Linked DNA regions of Mus musculus: regions 1, 3 and 4 are each linked to region 2. The links are chromatin loops, found by intact Hi-C in ENCODE. Cell type or tissue: gastrocnemius. All regions are shown on one strand.

Evidence for each region. Peaks named below come from ENCODE experiments on the same cell type or tissue, not always from the same donor. Only the 100,000 strongest peaks of a DNase experiment are listed, where the experiment ranks them.
Region 1: a loop joins it to region 2, with 5 times the contacts of the local background. A loop is called at or near these places in 37 of 42 quality-filtered maps.
Region 3: a loop joins it to region 2, with 2.6 times the contacts of the local background. A loop is called at or near these places in 37 of 42 quality-filtered maps.
Region 4: a loop joins it to region 2, with 11 times the contacts of the local background. A loop is called at or near these places in 29 of 42 quality-filtered maps.

The regions. Positions count from the first base shown.
Region 1 is chr7:66,659,644-66,664,643 of GRCm38, forward strand. Asb7 (ankyrin repeat and SOCS box-containing 7) reads right to left here. Exons shown (of 6, transcript NM_080443.2): 5 at 7-612. Among named protein-coding and RNA genes, the nearest start is that of Asb7, 27 kb to the right of the region's middle. In gastrocnemius, CTCF peaks have their summits at 2,061 (motif pointing left) and 2,277 (motif pointing left); a DNase peak (open chromatin) is centred at 2,039; H3K4me3 peaks cover 295 bases.
Region 2 is chr7:66,307,385-66,312,384 of GRCm38, forward strand. Lrrk1 (leucine-rich repeat kinase 1) reads right to left here. Exons shown (of 34, transcript NM_146191.3): 7 at 1,277-1,503. Among named protein-coding and RNA genes, the nearest start is that of Gm45989, 28 kb to the left of the region's middle. In gastrocnemius, a CTCF peak has its summit at 2,717 (motif pointing right); DNase peaks (open chromatin) are centred at 1,928 and 2,737; H3K4me3 peaks cover 516 bases; H3K27ac peaks cover 3,630 bases.
Region 3 is chr7:66,652,311-66,657,310 of GRCm38, forward strand. The region is part of intron 5 of Asb7 (ankyrin repeat and SOCS box-containing 7); the gene reads right to left. Among named protein-coding and RNA genes, the nearest start is that of Asb7, 35 kb to the right of the region's middle. In gastrocnemius, no CTCF peak of the experiment used is centred here; no DNase peak of the experiment used is centred here.
Region 4 is chr7:66,387,087-66,392,086 of GRCm38, forward strand. It overlaps Lrrk1 (leucine-rich repeat kinase 1), which reads right to left and starts at 1,255. Exons shown (of 34, transcript NM_146191.3): 1 at 1,134-1,255. It overlaps Aldh1a3 (aldehyde dehydrogenase family 1, subfamily A3), which reads right to left. Exons shown (of 13, transcript NM_053080.3): 13 at 3,806-5,000. In gastrocnemius, CTCF peaks have their summits at 1,276 and 2,343; DNase peaks (open chromatin) are centred at 1,092, 1,219 and 2,310; H3K4me3 peaks cover 2,378 bases; H3K27ac peaks cover 2,230 bases.

The sequences.
Region 1 (5,000 bases), 350 kb after region 2:
ACATACTTGTGACGTCTTGTAAGAAATCCAAACACGGCCGACTACTTCCTGAAATACTTATGGAAACGGCCAGTGGAGTCTGACCTTCATAGTTCCTTGTGTTCGTGTCCGCTCCATAGTTATACAGCATCCGTGCGCAGAGCACGTCATCACGGAGGGCAGACAAGTGCAAAGGAGTCTGTCCGTCTTCTAGACGCCCTAAGTTTGTGTCTGCTCCTCTCTGAAGAAACATGCGGCAGTAAGAGTGATTGCTTTTGATCACAGCATAGCGCAGCAGGAATCCGTTCTGGATGTCGATGTTGGCGTTGTGGTCCAGAAGGATCTTCACACAGCTTGACCGCTCTCGGATGATGGCAAGCTGAAGTGGCGTTGTACCTTTATCACTGAGCGGGTCAACTTCAGCCTTGAACTCCAGGAGGAGCCGGACAAATGAGTCCCTACCGTAGTGGGCAGCCACATGGAGGGGAGTCCAGCCATCATTGCTTTTTGCATTAATAATGTCACTCCTGTACTCAGACTCTAACATCAGGCGTGCAATCCGGGCCCGGCCGTGCATGGCAGCGTAATGCAGAGCAGTGAAGCCTCCGATTAAATCCTTAACCGTGGGATCAGCTAGGGTTAAACCAGAATGAAAAGGTCAGTGGCTGCTGAGACAGAGCAAGTCTATCAGGGCAGAGTTATCAGGGACCAGCCGGTTATCCTGGACTGTGAAGGGTTCAATGCGATGGATGATGCTGAGGACTTGCCCAGGCTTAACACAGTATTAAGTGTCTCAGTGGAAAGCACATTCTAGTAGCAAGCTATCAAGCCCAAGTCAACGGGAGGAGGAGGGGGAAGAGCAACACTGTTTAAAGATAGGCCCTGCCAGCAGACCCGCAGCACCTCGCCCCTCCTGCTGGTCAACCTGAGACTTTCAGCCTCCGATCGCAGCCTGAATCACACTTCTCCCCTGTCTCCAGCTATTTTTGTGTTTTTTCCTTGTGCTACTTCTTGGCCTAAAGAGAAGCATGCACAGCAACACTGCTGCTCTGAATTACAGCATCCTACAGTCAGCCAGACTTGTTTTAAAATTTAGTAGGGTGTGTGTGTGTGTGTGTGTGTGTGTGGAGGGGGAGGCAAAGAACCAAGGTGCTGCTGCTATGTTCCATGAAAGAAGCAGGTGAGACCTGTGCTGAATGGCACAGCATGATACAGTCTGTGCACAGGACTGAGACAGGACCTCGAGTTCAGCTACAGACGGTCCTGTGAGCGTATCAGCAAGTGCTTTAGTTGCAAAGACGGGAGAAACCTCAGCACTGTATAAATACTGCTTTTCAAACGACTGTTGTAAAGACTCCTAAACCACAGATCCCTGGGAAGGAAACCTCCCAGGGATCATCTACCCAGCGGCTCTCTGAGCTACAGACCTTCGCCACCTACGCTGCCCTTCCTGTGGCGCCAAAGGTCAGCAAGCTGTGGCTCACATCTCACTGGCGTCCCTGTGTCCCTGGGACAGAGACAAGAATGACCTCCCCTACATGGTGGACCCGACTTCCTGGCAGCAAGTAAACCAGCCGAGGAAGAGCGCCCAGGTGGGCCTAGTGACAAGCATGACAATGCTCCTACATAACTCAGCTGTTATGTACAAAAAAAAAAAAAAAAAAAAATGTTCTTCACAGGCACAAAATGCCTCCAAATCTATGTGATTAAATACTTATGTACTGTTTAATAAGATCTTATTTAGTTCCAGACTACAACAGCTGGAGTCTCTTACAAGAGACTGCGAGGCAGAAAATGGTATGTTGAAATATTAATAATACCGTAGCGGGTGAAAACTGCAGTTAAAGAGTTGTTAGCAAATAGAACCTGTAAAAAGTAAACTATTACTTTAACTCCTTGCAATATTTGACATAATGTGACAGATAACAACAACAATAAAACCACCAACAACAAAAAAGAAGGCCTCGGCAATGGCCTTAACTAAAAGAATATTCAGTATCTAGGACGATGTAACAGGCAAGCCAGAAAGCTGATGTAAAGCACTCTGCTGCCACCTACTGGAAGAGTCTGATCATGCACTACTCATTCATCTTTCGCTACGGGTGACTGAGCTCTCAGACCAAACTGATTTAAAATTAGATTAAGTGATGGCTGGAGAGATGGCTCAGTGGCTGAAACTCTTGCTGCTCTTTCAGAGAACCTGGATTCAGTTCCCGACACAGGTATCAGGCAGCTCATAACCACCTGTTTCTTCAGCTTCAGGGGAACCTATGCCCTCTTCTGGTCTTAGCAGGGACTACATGTATAAACATAAATCCATGCTCGTTCGTTCGTTCATTCATTCATTTTCTCTCTCTCCTCCCCCCTCTCACACACTCACTTTCTCTCTCTCTCTCTCTCTCTCTCTCTCTCTTTCTCACACACACACACACACACACACACACACACACACACACACTACCACAAAATGACAAAAGGTGTCTTTATACCTGGCCACTTATTTCCAGATAATCCCTCTTGATCCTTTAGTGGATCTTGGGAACCCTTCGCTCCGCTCCTCCGACCTTTGAAGGTGCAGTTCTCTTAACCACACCCTACAGCCATGCTAGTTGACAAGTCAAGCTACAATACGGTCAGGAAGTTACACCTGCGTGTCTGGTTCTCACTGTATGCCTAGGTAAGGCTCCGCTTACATTCTAGTGCTACACTGAACTAAGAAAACACAGATTAACACAGAGCAGTGGCCTAACTCATCTCAGCACAACTCATTCAAATAAACTAACCAACCGCTTCCTGCAAGCAAAGGACAGAAGCAAGAACTAGAAGATAATAATGCATAAAAACTATAGCCATTGTCCCCAGGAAAAGGTGATGACATGAAACAGGGCCTGTGAGGGCACAAATTAGTCAGTGGGATGTGGTAAGAGCTCACTTGCAGCTCCAATAAAAACTGCAGGACACTGTCTTAGTGAGAAATGTGTAACACACAGCAAAAACCACCTGACTGGATTTCCTTAAGCTTCTTCATAGGTCTCTGCTGTTTCTCTGTATCAGTGAGATTTCTGAGTGCTCTGCCTAAAGTAACAACCCCACTGAGCTTCTCTGCTTCCTTACTAGATAGCTATCTACCCACCAGTGAGACCCAGTTAAAACAAACAGTAGCATAACATATGGAAACAACAAAGACACATCACTGTGCCGTGTGAGGTCTGTTTACTAAAGGCTTTATCAAGTGGAAGTGTGATTTGTTTATCAAGTACACATAAGCTCCAAGAATTCACAGTCGCATTAACTAAAAGCACTCAACATCCACAACAGGTTTGTTCACCCAAAGTCCCTCCTGCCTTTCACAACCAACATTCTACCTAGATTCTCGGAACCAAGCAGATGGAGGGCACAGCTTGGCTTTCGCAGGCTTTCACTAGGAAGGGGTCAGCTGCAGAAGCTGGCTGACTAACGTCACTTCGCAGGTGCTTCTGAGCAGGACTGGCTTATCTGCAATGGGAGGCTCTGGGAGCGATGCTATCACATACATGTCTGTTTCTGTTTCTCTTTGTAACGGAGGAGGACTGCAGACTCTGATGTTAAGAGTTTAATGGTGTGAGAAGCTTACTGTGCAGCCTGCGGTCAGTGTGTATGTGTGTGTGTGTGTGTGTGTGTGTGTGTGTGTGTGTGTGTGCCTTCTAGAACCCTGCCTTCTGTCCTTGCCAGTGATGCTCCACAGCATCAGAACCACTTTTAAATTTGCCCATTAAAAGGCTAAGTGATGATTTCTGTCCTGTTAATTCACAATTACAGGAACCTAGAGAGCTGGCTTCCCTGTATGCTTTCTTATGGATTATCTGTTGGTGTTCACTCAATTCCGTTGGGATGTCCTATTATGGAGTTATAGAGGCTCTTTGCATATTCTGCATATGGGCCAAACAGAGTATGCTTACTCACGGATTGGTTTTTGCAATGCTGAAGGCTGAACATAGACAAGCACCTACCACTGACCTACACTCGGCTCTCTCTTTAAAGCATTCCCTAAACTACTGCTCTGCTGAAGAAAACTCTGCCCAACACAACATGCCATGTTTCCTGTTCCTCTAGGTATTTTGCACTTTAAACCCTTATGTAGGTCAATGATCTACTGCTAGTTAACATTTATGTATGGTATAAAGTAAGATCAAGGTTCATCATTTGCCATGTGGCTATCTACTTGTTTTGGCACCATTTGTTAAAAATGCTTTCTTTACAAAATGGGGGGGGGGGCAGGTAAAGGTGCTTTGCCAAGAGAACCCGACAACATGAGCTCTAGCCTGGATGTCACTGAGAAAGAAGAACACGGACACCTAAGGAACTAAGGTGTATTCTGATCACATGTACACCTACACACACACACACACACACACACACTATCCCCTCTACTTATACAAACACAAAGAAATATTTTTTCTCAATGATTTATTCTGCCTTTGCTGAAATTCATTTTATCATCTGTGTAGTTTATTTCTGAACTATTCCGTTTATCTAAAAATAGTTCGGTTGGGTAGAGTAGCACAAAATCAAAGGTGGGGGCAGCAGCACAGTGAGTTTGAGACCATCCTGGGAACAGGTTAAAGGGTAGAATAAGTCACACATCAAACCCTATGTCAATCACGCTCCAGGATGCTCAGTGGCAGCAGGCTTATCCAGCATCCGCACGGCCCTTAGTCCAGTCCTATCCAGCATACACACAGAAAAAGATGCAATTAAACAAGACAAGAGTGTTGACATATGCAAATTCCAGTCGGGTTTAACTCTTTTAGCTTTATAGCGTGTTTGGTATCAGGTACTGTTAAGTCCTCCAACCTTTCTAAAACTTATCTCAGCTAATACATTTTCAAAGTACATTGTTAGTTTCTTCATACAAGCCTGACCTAATTTTTACTGTTCTAATTCCACCGACTTTACTGATGGCAAAGTCCCCCAAATTATCTAAATAATACTAATTTTCCCATGTAAGGAACATGAAGAATTCTCTATTTATTTAGGATTTT
Region 2 (5,000 bases):
TACCACAATGGAATCTGACTTTGGTGGGTTCTTTCGGGTGGTCTTCTGAACATCCTGGAATTAACATCTTTGCCCGAACAAAAGCAAGCAGTACCCAGAGGCTCTGCATCAGGAATGCAACCTTTAAGGGCTTGCAAATCTGTTCATTTGACCCAGGCTAAGGAACCTAATGCAGATGGCCCATGCTCTTTACATTTATCAGTTTGTAAAACTCATTTATGAGATTCAAGGACTAACCTCAAGCTCTTACCAACATTCTTGCCTCTTACAACATTTAAATCTCCAGTTTCTTTTAAAACTTACACCAGTGTGCCCTGGCACCCCCTTGGAGGTCAGAGCACAACTTTCAGGAGTCAGTTTTTCCTTGCCAGTATGTAGGTTCCAGGCCACCAGACTTGACAGCAAGCACCTCTACCCACTGGGTAATCTTGCCAGCCTCAGCCTTAGCTGTGGCAATCAGCTCAAGTCCTTTCTGCAATGAAGTCTGGTGGCTACCAATCCTAAAATCTAAGTACAGACCTCTGATGGTCCGTCATGATTGTCAAACCCTTCTGGGCATGTCTGTGAGGGACCATTCAGATCGGGTGAATTGAGACAGGAAGGCACTGAACATGTGTGACACCATCCCATGGGTTGGGGGTCCTAGGCTGAGTACCAAGAAGCAGCCATCTCTCTCTGCTTCCCAACTACAGATGTAGTATGACCAGCTCCCTTCTGAGCCTTCAGTCATGCCTTTCCCACCACATTAAAATGGCTCCTTCAAACTGTGAGTCAGAATAAACCCTTCCTTCTTTAAGTCATCAGGGTATTTAGTCACAACAATGAGAAAAGTAATTGATAGATGTCCTTCCCTTCCTGGGCCACCTCAGGGCTCAGGGCTCTAGGAAAGACAGGCAGCACCAGTGTCCATGTGCTGCCACATTCCCGTATTGATCCTTTCCTCAGGCCCGCCCAGCCATTTCTGGTGGGGTAAACCCTTCTACCAGCCCAGGAAGCCTCTAGCCACTGCCCTCTGATTCTGAGCAGGACCAGTCGGGTACTTTGAACAAACAGCCTCATGCGGCTATGCATGATCTTAGCCTAGACCATCTGTTCAGACTTCTCTGGCTCCTAAGGGGTCAGAGATCTTGATGGCTGTGCTCTTGTGAGCGAGCAGTCCTTTTACTACTGCTAATAGCTAGTTTTCCAAAACATAAAATTCAACCCAGGACCCTCTGACGGGAAGGTGACTGTGACGGGTGGGCACAGAGGGCCTTGACCACGCCCCTGGGCCCACCTGGAGCAGATGATTTCGTCGGAGGACTGCACGCAGGGCAGCTCCCCCAGCTGGTTGTTTGAGAGATTCAGCTTCTTTAGATTGATGAGTCCCCAAGGGATGATGGAAGGGAGCGAAGGCAGGCAGTTGGCAGACAGGTCAAGCTCTGTGATCTGGCAGGAGATGTCTAGGAGCCAGTCCAGGTCCACCCAGGGCAACTTCAGATGGGACCATTTCACACGAAGTGCCTGGGGTTGGATAGCAAGGAACAGCACCTAAATTTGGTGAGTCTAAGCCCAAGGTGGGCCTGGAGTAAAGGCTCAAGTGAGGCTGTGTACCCACTCCAGCTGGATCCCTATCCTGAGAAACTGGGGCCATGTCTACCTTGCCTTCCCAGCTTCCACCATGGTAGCTGGCACCAGGAAGTAGCGAGTGTACTCTGTACAAATCGTCTGCTCATGGCTCCTCGTCACCCCCAGAGGGTATCCATGGGCTCAGAGCCAACCCTTAGGAGCCGCACACTGGGGTGCAGGGAAGCAGCAATGGCTTTTGGGTCCAAAGGAGCCCCCCCCCCCCCCCGAGGCTTGGCTATCCTCTTCTCAGGCAGGGAGAAGGCCGAGTCCTAAATGTGGCTCTGAGATCTCTGTTCTTGAGTCACTTTGTGTGATCTGGGCAGCCACTGTCTTCAGCCACCTGGCGCTGTGCCAGGCCACACTTTGGACACCACCAATCGGAAATCCAGAACTCTGGTCCACACCTCACAGCAAGGAAACCATGCCCCTTAGCAAATAGCCCAGGAAGCAAGATAAACATTGTTATCTCCGTAACAACCTAATGAGCTCACCAATTTCCTCTGTAACAGTCAGCCCAGGACTATATTAGTAACAGACAGCTTCCCTAACTTTTGGCCCTGCTTTCAGTTCAGGTCAACCTGAGAAAGCTAAGTATTATGGCCCCTACAGAGATATACAGGAATTCTTACTTCCAGCGATGTCTCCAATTTCCATGAACAATAACCTCCATTGAAGACACAGTAAAACCTTCCCTTGGTTTTGTTCTGAGACTTATCAACTCCTCTGTGCCCTGAGTCTCTGCCACATGCAAACCACAGCCCAACCTTCTTGCTGTGGCACACCCAGAACATGTTCCTTATTTTTTTTCCACAAGAGGAAGTCAGAAATCCCAGTGATCTGCTATTGCCAGGCAGCAAATGGGTCCTGGTTTAATACATAAGACTAAGGTTTTCTTCAGGGATATCAAAGAATCTGAGACTCAACTGGGTTTCTGGGGAGAAGAAATCTGTTTCTTTTGGCTTGTATATCCAAAGAAAATTCATAACAGAAAATTACAGGGCCAGAATATAGACAAAAATGAATGTTTCACAAATGGGAACGTGTAAGAACCACAGGAACTGTGAGAAAGCTACCAGCAATCTTGGTTAAGCTGGCCTTGGCAATTGGCAGCGGCTGTGATCATATCTGGCCACAAGGTGGTGCTGTGCTCCCTTAGCCAAATCCTGTGCCTTACCGCCCTTCCAACAGAAAGTTCTCCTCCAGTCTTTATCTCCCTCTTCATTTGTGTAGATGAAGAAGGATGAACAACTAAGATCCAGAGAGAGGAGTCCTAGCCTCTGGCAATTGTGTTAGATAAGTCACTCAATTTCCCTGGCGGCTTTTTTCCTTTCTAATGACTGACGTTTCCCACTTACTCTAAACACTTAAGTCCAGAAAAATCTAAAGTTTGCCAAGAGTTGAACTAGGACCTAATGGACCCCACAGACCTAGAGTTACCTGCTGTCAAAGCAGCATCACCAGGGATGTCTCCCAGCACCTTTCTACACACAAAAACACACCCTCTTGGGGCTGGCTGGGGAGATGGCTCTCTGGTTAAGCACTTGCTGAGTGTGACCCCTAGTCCTTCCTGCTGTTGGGTGGCTCACAGTTGCCTGTAACTCTAGCGTTGAGGGAATCCTATGCTTCTGGCTCCGAGGGCACCTGTGTTCATCATATGCACTCCTCCACACACACACTAAAACATTCGAAAATAAAACCAAAATTCTTCACTCTTTACTGAACCATTTCCGAATGTTGTATCATGACATGCGTCCTAGTAAGGGTTTCTATTGCTGTGACGAAACACCAGGGCCGAAGCAACTTGGGAGAAAGGGTTTATTTGGCCTTCACTTTCACATCCCTGTTCATCTAAGGAAGTCGGGACAGGAACTCAAGCAGGGCAGGGGTTGGTAGCAGGGGCTGGTGCAGAGGCTTCCTTCACAGGGGTCATTCTGGTAGAAGGAAACCAGCCACACCAAGAGTGTGGTGTGTACCACTAACCTCACTAGACCCTAAGGACAGAGGAATGCAATCTGCACTGCCAGTTCTTAACGCTCTTTCTAGGGCTCACTGCCACACGTTTCTTTACAACTGAAATCTGATCAACTCAAGCCCAGAGAGAAGCGGTCAAAGTCTGAAGATAGGACGACAGACGAGCATGCGGCACGATGCATGCTGGGAAAGATGGGGCAGACTGTAGATGAACACGGAAGCTTTCCACCTGGTCTTGGCATACATTGGGAATTTGGACTGATGCGTTTTATTATTTTCGGTGCACGGGCACCCAGAGTACTTAAGTATTTACAGGGTGCCACCGAGAGTAGACAAAAAACATCAAATGACAACGATATCCACACACTTGACAGAAACAGGTTCAGCAAGCCTACAGCGCTCACTGCTTGTTTGTGTTAGTCTGGGCAAAATTACCACAAACCAAGCTCCGAGGGAGCACAGCCAGCCATTGCATAACCCTGTCCCAGAGGGCTGAACCGAAAGATCAAAGGCAGCTGGCACTGAGTGCTGAACAGCCCAGCCATCAGGTCTCACGAACTGAACAGGCCCAACACAGATGGAAAATGTCCTGGTGTTTGTCTCCAAGCCTTTCAGACGCCGGCCAAATGGGAGAAAGCACACAGGCAGCACCATCCGCCCCAGAGGCAGCAAGGGAAGGCTTAGAAAGCTGTTTTCCAAGGTGATGGTTGGAACTTACAGTGTTCAGGGGTTAAGTGGGAAGCTGGGGAGAGGCTCAGTGAGGAAATGGGGTTTGCCCTGCAAGTCTGGGGACCTGAGTTTGAGTCCCAGAACCCAAGTTAAGGTGGAAAAAGACAACGGCCAGGCCTCTCAGCAGGAAGTATTCCGGTCATATTGGGACACAAGCTCTCCTCTCCTTTTTACAGTTCTCATCCAGGAATCAAATGGCTCCTTCTACTGATCCCCCAAAGTTATCTTCAGATCTCCATACATACATCACACAAACATTCTATACACACTCCATCACATACACACCTTTGTACAGACAATAGACAGACACACATTAGTAACAATAAGATTAAAAGTTTTTTTTTATAAAGAACAAAAAAGGGTTGTGCATGTATGTTGGGCCATAGGCAAAGAGTCTTATAGAGAAAGCCCTTCTGATCTGGGGGTGGAGGCTGCAATACAGATGCATTATCTGCCTTGCATATTCTAGAAGCTACTGGCCACAAAGGTGTCACCTTCCCCCACCCCCAAATAATTTTCACTATATTTTATTTACTCTGTGTATTAATTTTCACTATATTTTATTTACTCTGTGTGTTAATTTTCACTATATTTTATTTACTCCGTGTGTGTTTGTGTATATCTGTATGAGCATGCCACACCACAGCACCCATGGAGGTCAGAGGACAATGTGAAGGGATTGGCTCTCTTCC
Region 3 (5,000 bases), 340 kb after region 2:
GGAGGTGTGGCCTTGCTGGAGGAAGTATGTCACTGGAGGTGGGCTTTGGGAGTTTAAAGCCATTCCTTTTGCTAGTTCACGCTGCCTGGTGCTTGTGGCTGCTGCTTCCTGTTCCTGCTGCCACGCCTTTGCTCTGCCCTTCAGCCTCTCATCCTTTCTTCTAGACATGCCTTGTCATGGTGTTTTATCACAGTGACTGAGAAGTAACAGAGTCAGGCAAAAGTGATCCGTGGTTTTCTCTCAAATGTCAAGGCATCTATAGGTACCAACCCTGACAGTAGGGATTTATAAACACCTCAAGAAGGTATGGAAGAAGAGCCTTTCAGGTTAGTGAGAAGAGAGGGATTTATTTAAAAGGATGGTCTCTGTGTCAAAGAACCTAAGATGTGGTGTTATCTAAATGACCACAGTGTTCATTTTTAATATGTTAACAGTAGAAACTCCTGTAAGGCTCTAAAGTAGATGATCTGGCAAAAGTTTCCAATTCACTAGGGAAAAAAAAAATGTAAAGACCCTTAGTTAAAACGAGTCACATGAATTCTCCACATAGAGAGTATACTTATAATAGGTCATCCCATAAAATAACAACAGAAGCACTAGGAATGAGCATAGTAGGTCAGGACGGTTGTCATCTAGGCTGTGTGTGTGGTGAAGCCACGGCATACTACTCTGGGCTGAATTTAGCTCAGAAAGCCACAGCCTGTTTGACGTCCTTAAATTTTAAAACACTGAGAGGCCATGCCTTTTGTTAGCCTGCATTTTTAAAAGGTGTGTGTGTGTGTGTGCATGTGTATGTATGACGTGAGGTGTGTGTGTGTCTGTGTTGGTGGTGCCAGGGATTGAACCCAGGGCCCCTTGCACACTAAGCACTTACTCTACTACAGAGCTTCAAAACCAAGTCTCCCCTGGCCCCCAGGCCTCAAAGGGTTTTTTCTCTTTTTTTCTTCATTTTTACTTTTAGTCTCAAGTCTTATTTCTGTAAACATAGTACTTTGTGTGTGTGTTTTAATAACATAGTACTTGACTACTACTGAAATCTAAACAAAAAAATATTTCTGGTTACTTCGATATTTATAAAACAATATTTTTAAACATCTGTGATTAATGTTCCAGCAAGCAACTATCCTAAGCACTTGACAGAGTAAGTCTCCTGTGAAACAGTTTACACAACTCAATTCCCAGCCTCTTCAGCTTTCCCTTTCAGCATTATGAGCTATTTAATTCCTTAAAACACACAAATCCAAATCCCCCGGGCCTGCCTTTTACACAGCACTGAAGGTGTGCTGACAGTGACTCTAGGTTTTGCACGATGCTTCTGAGACACAGGCAACTGCCCCAGTCAATGTCTCAGTGAACCCGCGGACGTCCAGACCAGCCGTGGAGCAGGCCACTGGAAGAAGGCCACGCCAGCAAGGTGATGGGTGGTTCATTTACTCGGGGACCTGGCATGTCTGACATGTTCTGTGCATGACTAGTCTCTGAAAACTGCCTTCAGGATCCAACATACTAAAATTCCCAACTGATAGGATCACTAATCCTGAGTCAGCAAAGCCACAATTTTATAAATGTCAGTCAGGAAGGAGGGGTCTCTCCAGAGCCAAAGCCATACGCAGGCAAGTGTGAGGCAAGCTTTCAACTTACCCAGATTTTTTAATCAAAAATACATTAACGATTCTTCAAATTCTCAAACACCAGGCTGAGAGGATACCTTTAAAACCCCTGAATGTAGGGCTGGCATGTGGCATAGTGATGGTAACCGTGGACCAATTACTGAGTATGCCCACTGCCCTGGCGTTGATCTTTAGCACTGAAAATGTGGAAATTCCACAGTGCTCAGTCGCCTTGCTTAGCTGGCGGATGGATGCCTCTGTACCTTTACAGTGGGAAACTCTCAGAGAACTTTTGCTTCTGCTGATTATACTGCTCTATAGTTACCATACTCAGAAAACTACACATTTCAGAAACATTTTGACTTGCTTAAAAATAACAATGATCAGTTTATCAGCTGACGTAATTTTTATGAAAACAAATAAAAACCAGAGTCACTTTCAGAACAAGGTGGCTGCAAAGAGAGGGCTGTTGCTCCTTTCCTGCAAATGTCTGCCTTCCATCTGCTCTGAACTTCCGAGTGCTAGCCTGGCACACTGTGCTAGCCTGATGCAGTGTGCTAGCCTGGTGCACTGTGCCGGCCTGGCACACTGTGCTAGCCTGATGCAGTGTGCTAGCCCCGAGGCTAGCTTCACTCAAATATGTTGCTAGGAAAGCAAGGAGTACTTAGAACAGCCTTTTCCAGCTAACCTTGGATCCTCTATGAACCTGTCGTAAAATGAGACAAGGAGCTTTTTTCTTTTTCAATTTGATGTGTGTGTGTGTGTGTGTGTGTGTGTGTGTGTGTGTGTGTGTGTGTTGCATACATATGAAGTGCATGTGTGTGCAGAGGCCAGTAGTAAATACTGTCTTCCTCAACTGCTCCTTCACCTTATTTTTTGAGGCAGGGTCTCTCACTAAAGCTGGAGGTCAGCGACTGGCTGGGAGCTGGCCCGGAAGCCCCAGGGATCCTCCTGTCTTCACTCGCCTGCTGCTGGGGTTACAAAAGCATGCTACCATGGCCAGCATGTTATCTGGGTGCTGCTTATCCAAACTGATGTCTCCATGCTTGCTTGGCAAACACTACCAGCTCAGCCGTCTCCCCAGTCCCAACGGTGGCACAGAATCTGAAATACATTGATGAACTTTCTGTACGTTTAGATTATAGTCCATTGGTGTATCTTAAACTTCTAGTGGATCTTTTACCCATGCACACAGTAACATAAACTTGTCATCAGGAACACATGGCACACTAGGTTATGCATGCCTTCAAATTGTTAGCCAATTTCAACATATGATAGCAAAAGAAATCACTTTTCTTAATATTTCCAGTGATCTCAGAAAACCATTACATAGAAGGACTCTCACAATTGTAAATACAAGTTTTTGAAACCCCTCTTTTCAAAGCTCAAGTCTGACTGGTCATCAATACTGTGGTCATTTTCCTTGATGTGACAAGTGAACTTTGCTCGTTTCTAAGAAAATGCCTGCTAAGTGCCCATGATTAAATGGTACAGTTTGGCTGTCAGTCAATCTTTCAAGGAGAAATGGTTCTCCATGAAAAAGCTGCTGGTCCAGCTCAGACAGACCTGCCACTTCCCCACTTGGCCGTCTTCACCCACAGAGCGCTGACAAGGTCTGTGCACAAAGGGACAAGACTCGACTCAGTTACGGTTACGCTTTGTCCAACGCATTTGTAAATGGGCTGCAGTACCCATGACTGAGGCTGCCTGGCAGCGAGGAAAACAGTGATTACCAGTGCCACACCAGCCAGACTGTCACTCTAACCTGGAAGCACAAAGGTCACCTAGTGAAAACTGTGGCTATGCACAGCGTCTGGACCTTACACCCCCTGAAGCCTCCTAGAAGCCCATTCTCTGGAAAATACAACAAACAAATCCCAGGGCTCTATGGTGTGTGCTCTCTCTCTCCCCCTACCCCGTTCTCTCCTTCCTTCTGTCCTTCCCTTCCTCTCTAGTACTAGAAAACCACTGCCTTTAAAAGTAGCTGTTGGCAAGAATTTGGTTCAGCTCCCTCAGTTTTTCAAGGAGGGCACCAAGCTCTGAGGGGTGAGTCTGGGGGCTGAAGAGCTTGCTTGAAGTTACTAGGCACGCTGTTTGTGGTACTCTGCAGCACCCCATTCTGCGGGTTTGATGGCATCTCTGATAACGGGCACCGCTGAGAACCTGTGATGATGTAGAGACAGGAACCAGCTGATCCCAGTGTGCAAAGCACTCACCAGCTCAAAGAACCAAAGCAAGGATGCTTTCACACTTAAAAAAAAAAAAAAAAAAAGGCAACACCAGATGGACAATCCATTCTAACTCTCACAGAGCTTGGACGTCATCACTCCCAAGTGCAAAAGGAAGAAAAATTGCTCAACTTTAAAAACTAAGACTGATCTTGGAGCAAGCAAAAAGACTGAAGCTGCAGGCAGCGCACCTTCTTTGAAAGCTCTGGAGATTATGATTATTAGGCCAGCGTGCCATGACTGAGGCATGCTCATGAGGCATGCTCACCTGAGCAAAAGCCACGGGGCCCAGACACAGAAACACTGGAGGCTGCGGATGGACAGGAAATCAGGAGCCAGTCAAAGGAAGTTCTGCCAGGTCCTCAAAGTGAGGCCGATGAAGCCCCTGATGGCTATGACAGAGGCAGGTGTGTGCAACCAGCACCCCAAACCTCTCTAGAAGTTAAGGCTGCTCTCCAAAGGCAGAGACTCTCACAGAGAATGGACATCTCAGGTTCAGCCCTCTCAGCCTTCCTAGCTCACCTTACAGAACTGGAGGGAAAGCTACCTGAGGGAGAAAGCACGGATGGCCATTCCAGCCTGGGACACAGGCCCACTTACAAGGCTGGAAGTCAATTAGAAGATCATGGGGTTGTGGGGCCCCATCACACCTATAACTATACTAACTGCCCTTCAATGTAGTAGTGGTGGGTTAGACCTGAAAAAGAGTCAAGGGGATGAGGGGGAGGCTGAAGGAGGGGGAGAAACACAGACACAGGAGAACTTGGCCCAGGCAGCCATCTGCAGTCACATAAAACACAGCCCCATGCCAGAAGACGAGGAAGCCTTCCATGCAGGCTGTTAGAGGCAAGGGTATGGTGGCTCAAACCTATAATCCCAGCACCAGGGAAGCACAGGCAGAGAGACTGGCTGCAAGTCTGATGAGAGCCAAGGCCATCTCAAAAGGATCAAAATAGAAGAAAAAAAAAAAAGGGTGCGTGTGTGTGTGTGTGTGTGTGTGTGTGTATGTGTGTGTTATTTATCTGAGTTCTTGCTGCTCTTCACATTATGCCTAGCTTCAGCTTAAAAAAAAAGAAAACAAAAAACAAAAAACAAAAAAAAACCATACCATGCTAGGTAATATAAAAAGAAAGACAGCCAAAGAGATAAAGCTAGTATCAGA
Region 4 (5,000 bases), 80 kb after region 2:
GGTGTGGGGGAAGGAAACGTTTGGCTGACTAGAAAAGCCCCTCTAAGGACAAATTAGGTGTTGGTATGCTATATTCTTCTGGAACATGAGCAAGGACAATGAAAACCAAATCACAGAAAGAATTCAATGCTAAAGTTTTTCAAAGTGTACAAATCGTAGGTCCTTTGATGCTGCTATGTGAGTGTGAGTGACCAACTCATCAAAAATAGGTTATTTGGTGAGAATTTGCTAAGAGAATTTGCCTTTAAGACCCTATCTATCCTGCTCCGGTTTTTGCAGGGATGAGCATCATGTAAGAGAAAAACGTAATGGCCTCAAACTATTAAAAGCCAGACTGAACTGGCTGTCAGCATCCCTAGAGTCTCTCCATTGCTGTCTTTCTTACTGCCCCTCCAGGAATTCTTGTTCTCATCCATTAAGGACTGCCACTGGCTCCAAGCAACAGAGCCCATAGGCAAAGTGATGGGACCACAGGGTGAGAAACATGCCCCACGCGTGGAGCAGGGGAAGACCTCCAGACCATCCAGCACCACCCGGCTGTCCCGCACGCGCGGGAAGAGCCTCGCTGGGCCTTTGCCTCCAGCCACTCGCGCCCACGAACTCCCACGCTTAGACCCCACCCCCACTCCCAAGTTAAAAGTCAGGCTTTTTTTTTTTTTTTTTTTTTTCCAAACGCAAAAGAACTTTGTAGTCTCCCTAGTGTTTCCTACTTTTGTTTCTGAACTCGGCTCCCCGCCCCCGCCCCGCTCCGATCCCAGGCTGGTTTTCGGCTGCCCCAGCTCCCGGGTTCTAGCTCTGCACTCGCTTTAACCCTTCAAGGGGCGAGGGTCGCTGCGCAGCCCAGAGAGGCAGCGAAGAGACCCCGGGCAGCCCGAGTTCCAGACGCCCACCGGAGCTGTGACCTGCGGGTCCCGGACACAGGCCGGGGTCCGGAGCACGCGGTCGCCCGGGGTACGGGGTGCTGAGCTGGGGAGAGGAGCTGTGGGGCGAGGCGAGACGCAGGGCACAAGCAGGCGACGGCGGCTGCACGCGGGGACCCGGGCGCGGGACGGGGTGGTGCGGGCAAAGCTTGGATCTAAGGTGCGGGCTTCGCTCGGGTCCTCGGACAGGGCGCGGGTCGGAGCAGCACTTACCTGCGGCGGCAGGGTCTGGAAGCCGCGGATCGGCGACATCAGAGGGCCGGGGCCTGCCGGTCCTACCGTACTCTGCCCTGCAATGCTCTGGCCGCCGGGGGCCAGACGCACTTCCTCAATCCTGCGGCCGCCTGGCGGGCGGAGAGGGCGGGTGGCGCGGAAGCAGGGCTGTGCCAGAGGGTCGGCCGCCCCGACCTCCCCTGGATGGCCTGCCTCGGTTTCCCTAGCTGCAAGATGTCGGTGACCAAGCTCACTGCTCTTGTGCCTCGGTAGACGCTTGGGTCTTGAAACTTTGTGGACTCCTCTCCAAATTTGAATGCTTTGCTGCCTTCCCTGCGGACAGGCACAGTGACAAGGTTGTGCCTTTCCTACCCTGCTCGAGTAACAGATTAATTTTTATCCTGTTTGCTGGCCATATACTGTGACTGTAAATATTAAGAGAGCGAGAATATTAATGTGTGTGCAGGTCTTTATGGAGCGGTGCAGAAACTACATTTTAAAAGTTGATGTTTTGTAAACTGCGCTTTTTCACCACACGAGTTCGCTAACTTAAATTATGGACGTTTGCAAAGATATTACTAGCTGATGAATATTTTTCGATTTTCGAACTCCGGAGTAGCTGGGATTACAGGAGCATGCCACCCTGACTGGCTGCTTGTGGCGATGAGGTGGAATGTTGTCAGTTGATTCCACTGAAGTTAATAACCAAACGCGGCTATACACTCAGCAGGCAAGCTTCGGATTCCGCTCGTTTTCCCCGAGAAAAGATAATCCTTGGTAGAAAATCAGTACTGGACCGAAGTGCTTCTTACTGGTAAGAATGAATATTCCTGAGACCAAGTGCAAAGAACATTGACAGACCGCCTCACTGGCAGCTCACAGAATTTGAGAAGCCGTGGGCCGCCTGAGATATTTTGGGAACACCTCAAGTGTTTGTTTAGAGTTGGAGTTTGTATCCCTAGTTGGCAAGGCCACAACCTCGCAGCTCTTCTACGTTCGCTCTTCTTTTCCTCCATCGAACACTGTTACAAAAATGTAGGTGGGGTTCTGCAATCCTGTCCTCACCACCGAGGTCCTCAGACCAATTAGCAAGGCCAGCAACATGACTGCTATGGAAAAGTCCCTAATAATTTGCAAGGCATGGCGTCAGCAGTTTGAATGAGCCTGGCTTGGTGGCGCCTTCAGGGCATACATACATCACTGCCACCTAGCGTTACTAAAAGGAAGTCCATGTCTAGAGCCAGGACCAACACACACTAAGAGGACTTGTGTTGCCTATGCTTAAGTGGCAAGAAATTTTCCACTTTAAACAATCTTAGAAATAGGTTAAGAAAAGTGCCCAATTTAAAACAAACAAACGAGCAAACAAAGGTCTGGAATATTCGACACATATATGAGCTTTTTTTGAGATGGCCATATCACAGTATTCAACTGTACCCAGTAGGTGTGTTTTAATCACAAGTTTGCAAAGGAGACAATTACAGAATAGCTAAAATTCCTTCTCACTTCTTTTTCATTCCTGCAGACCCATGTTTTTCTTGGGTTTGCTCACATCCCACCCTGACTTTCAGTCTGAGGTTGGAATTACCCTGTCTACAAAGGGGTCCTCTGATAGACAGTGGTCAGAGGTAGATCAGCCACCCACCTCCCTGAATGAGCATGACACTGCGGAGGCTAACTGTTCCTTTTGTCTTCTGACACTCGATTTTATTCAGCCAAATGCTCACTTTTGTTTGATGTCTCCCCCCCCCACACACACACACAATAATTTAAAGACCCTCTTCCGGTCTCCACCTACAATCACAGTTGGCTACAAGGATTCTAGTAGGCATTAGAAAGTAGGCACCCACCAAGAGCTGAAACTAGAACATCCCATAATGTCTTCTTTGAGAGAATGTGTCCAAGTGCATGCATATAATTGCACCTGCACACACTTATACACACATACTCACACATGTCTCTAGAGTGGTTCTGTTCAGGCAGGCGTGCTCTAATTAATCAGACAATAGGAGGTGTCATTTTAATATCATCCTATGCTCACATTTGGATCAGATATGAAGTGCTCATAAATATAGCAACACAAGCAGAGGGGCTTACTGAGAAAGCTCTGGTGCAACCTCCAGCACCATATTTTAAGGGGGTGATGTTTTCACATGTGTCAGAGGCCTGGTCTTGCAATGCTGAGTTCACAGTTTGATCGTTCCAGGCCTACACAAGGTTTCTGCTGCAACATCAATGTCAGGTCATAACCGGGTAACTGATGTCTCTTGGCAATTAGAAGCCTTAAGAACTTCAGCTAAGTCAAGTCTAGACCCTTAGATCATCATAGACAAAGTCACAAAAGTAGACACATGGCCACTATTTGGGGACAGGATTTTTTTCCCCAAATCCTCATTTTCTGCACTTGCCATTGTTGCCTTGTGATTAAAAGGAACTTAGGCAGCATAGAAGGCACCTTACACTTTGCCTGTGAGCCACGGAGCTCTTCACCATGCAAGACTGTAGAAATGGCCGTTACCATCAAGAAGAGCCCTGTGCGTGCCCGACTGGAGGCGTGTGATTTCATTTTCCCATTGTCTTATCAAAAGCCACATCGCACAGAAGTCTCAGAAAGAGAAGGGCCTGCCACAGAATTCAAATGGGGTTAGTCCTCCAATGAAAAACAATCAATGTTTCTCTGTGTCCAACTTTATTTTTTCATTGCTGAACACACAATCTGAACTTAAGATCAAAATCCCCAATCCAATTGATTTAAAAACCATACCACAGGGGTAAACCTTAAAAGAAGTGAGATCTAACATTATATAGATTTTCATTTCTAAGTACAGTATATTACAGAAGGTTAAATACACTACCTCCGTGTACTTACAGCTATAAAAAGATACATTAATGATACCAATTATAAATAATGTAACATTTCATATTAAAGGCATTATTGTACAATGGAAGAATAGCAACCCTCTAGTGTACTATGGTGAAGGGTAGTGCCTAGAGTTATTGAGATACCCAAAATTCAGTGTCCGAAGCCAAATCCTGACTTAACTAGTTATGGTAGTATAAGTGTTGAGGGAGGAAAGAAGGTGGATGGAATATTGCTTGTCTCCGACAGGGCTGAGAGCCCCGATTCACGCCCCACATTCTCTACCTCACACTGGTTCAGATAGAAGACTTAATTCTCACGCTTGCTCAGCCCAACTTTATCCTCAAATGTAAGCCTCACATCTAATTAGGCAGGTGCATGTTTACTGACAGTGAAAGTTACCCAAACAGCAGTCAACCCAAAGAGTGTGGTTCTACCCTTAAAGCTTTATGGGGATCGTTTTAGTTTTCCAAGTTCAAACATGAAATTGCGCATCATATGCATACATCAAAGAGGAAAGGAAAACATGTTTTAACATGACTGAGGTACCCAGGTCACTTGGTGGTCCCTTGTGGGATCCAGGTGTTACTTGTTAGCCAATCATAAATGAAAGCCCAGACGGGATTTTGAAGACTACAGAACTATGCAGTGGCAGCTATTTCTTGCTGGCATGAACTTCACTAATCTAAAACAGGTAATGGAGCTGGAGAAGAGAAAAAGGAAGTGGGCGTGCCCGTTATTGAATGTGGTAGAAACGGGTATTTGAAAAAGTGAATGGTGGCTCTGAGGGTCAAATGTGAGGCTCCATTGCCCAGGGTTTGCTCTGCCATGGTAGTTCTAACATGAGCCCTCAGTGGCAAAGGTGACACGTTGTCTGCCTTAGATGGGCCTATGTCGTGGAAGACCATCTCATAACTATAGGGCAAACTCTTTGGGATGTTGATTTGGTCATTCCAAAGTCAGGATTGTTTTCAAGGTGAACCCCATGGTCAGTGCCCATATGCAGC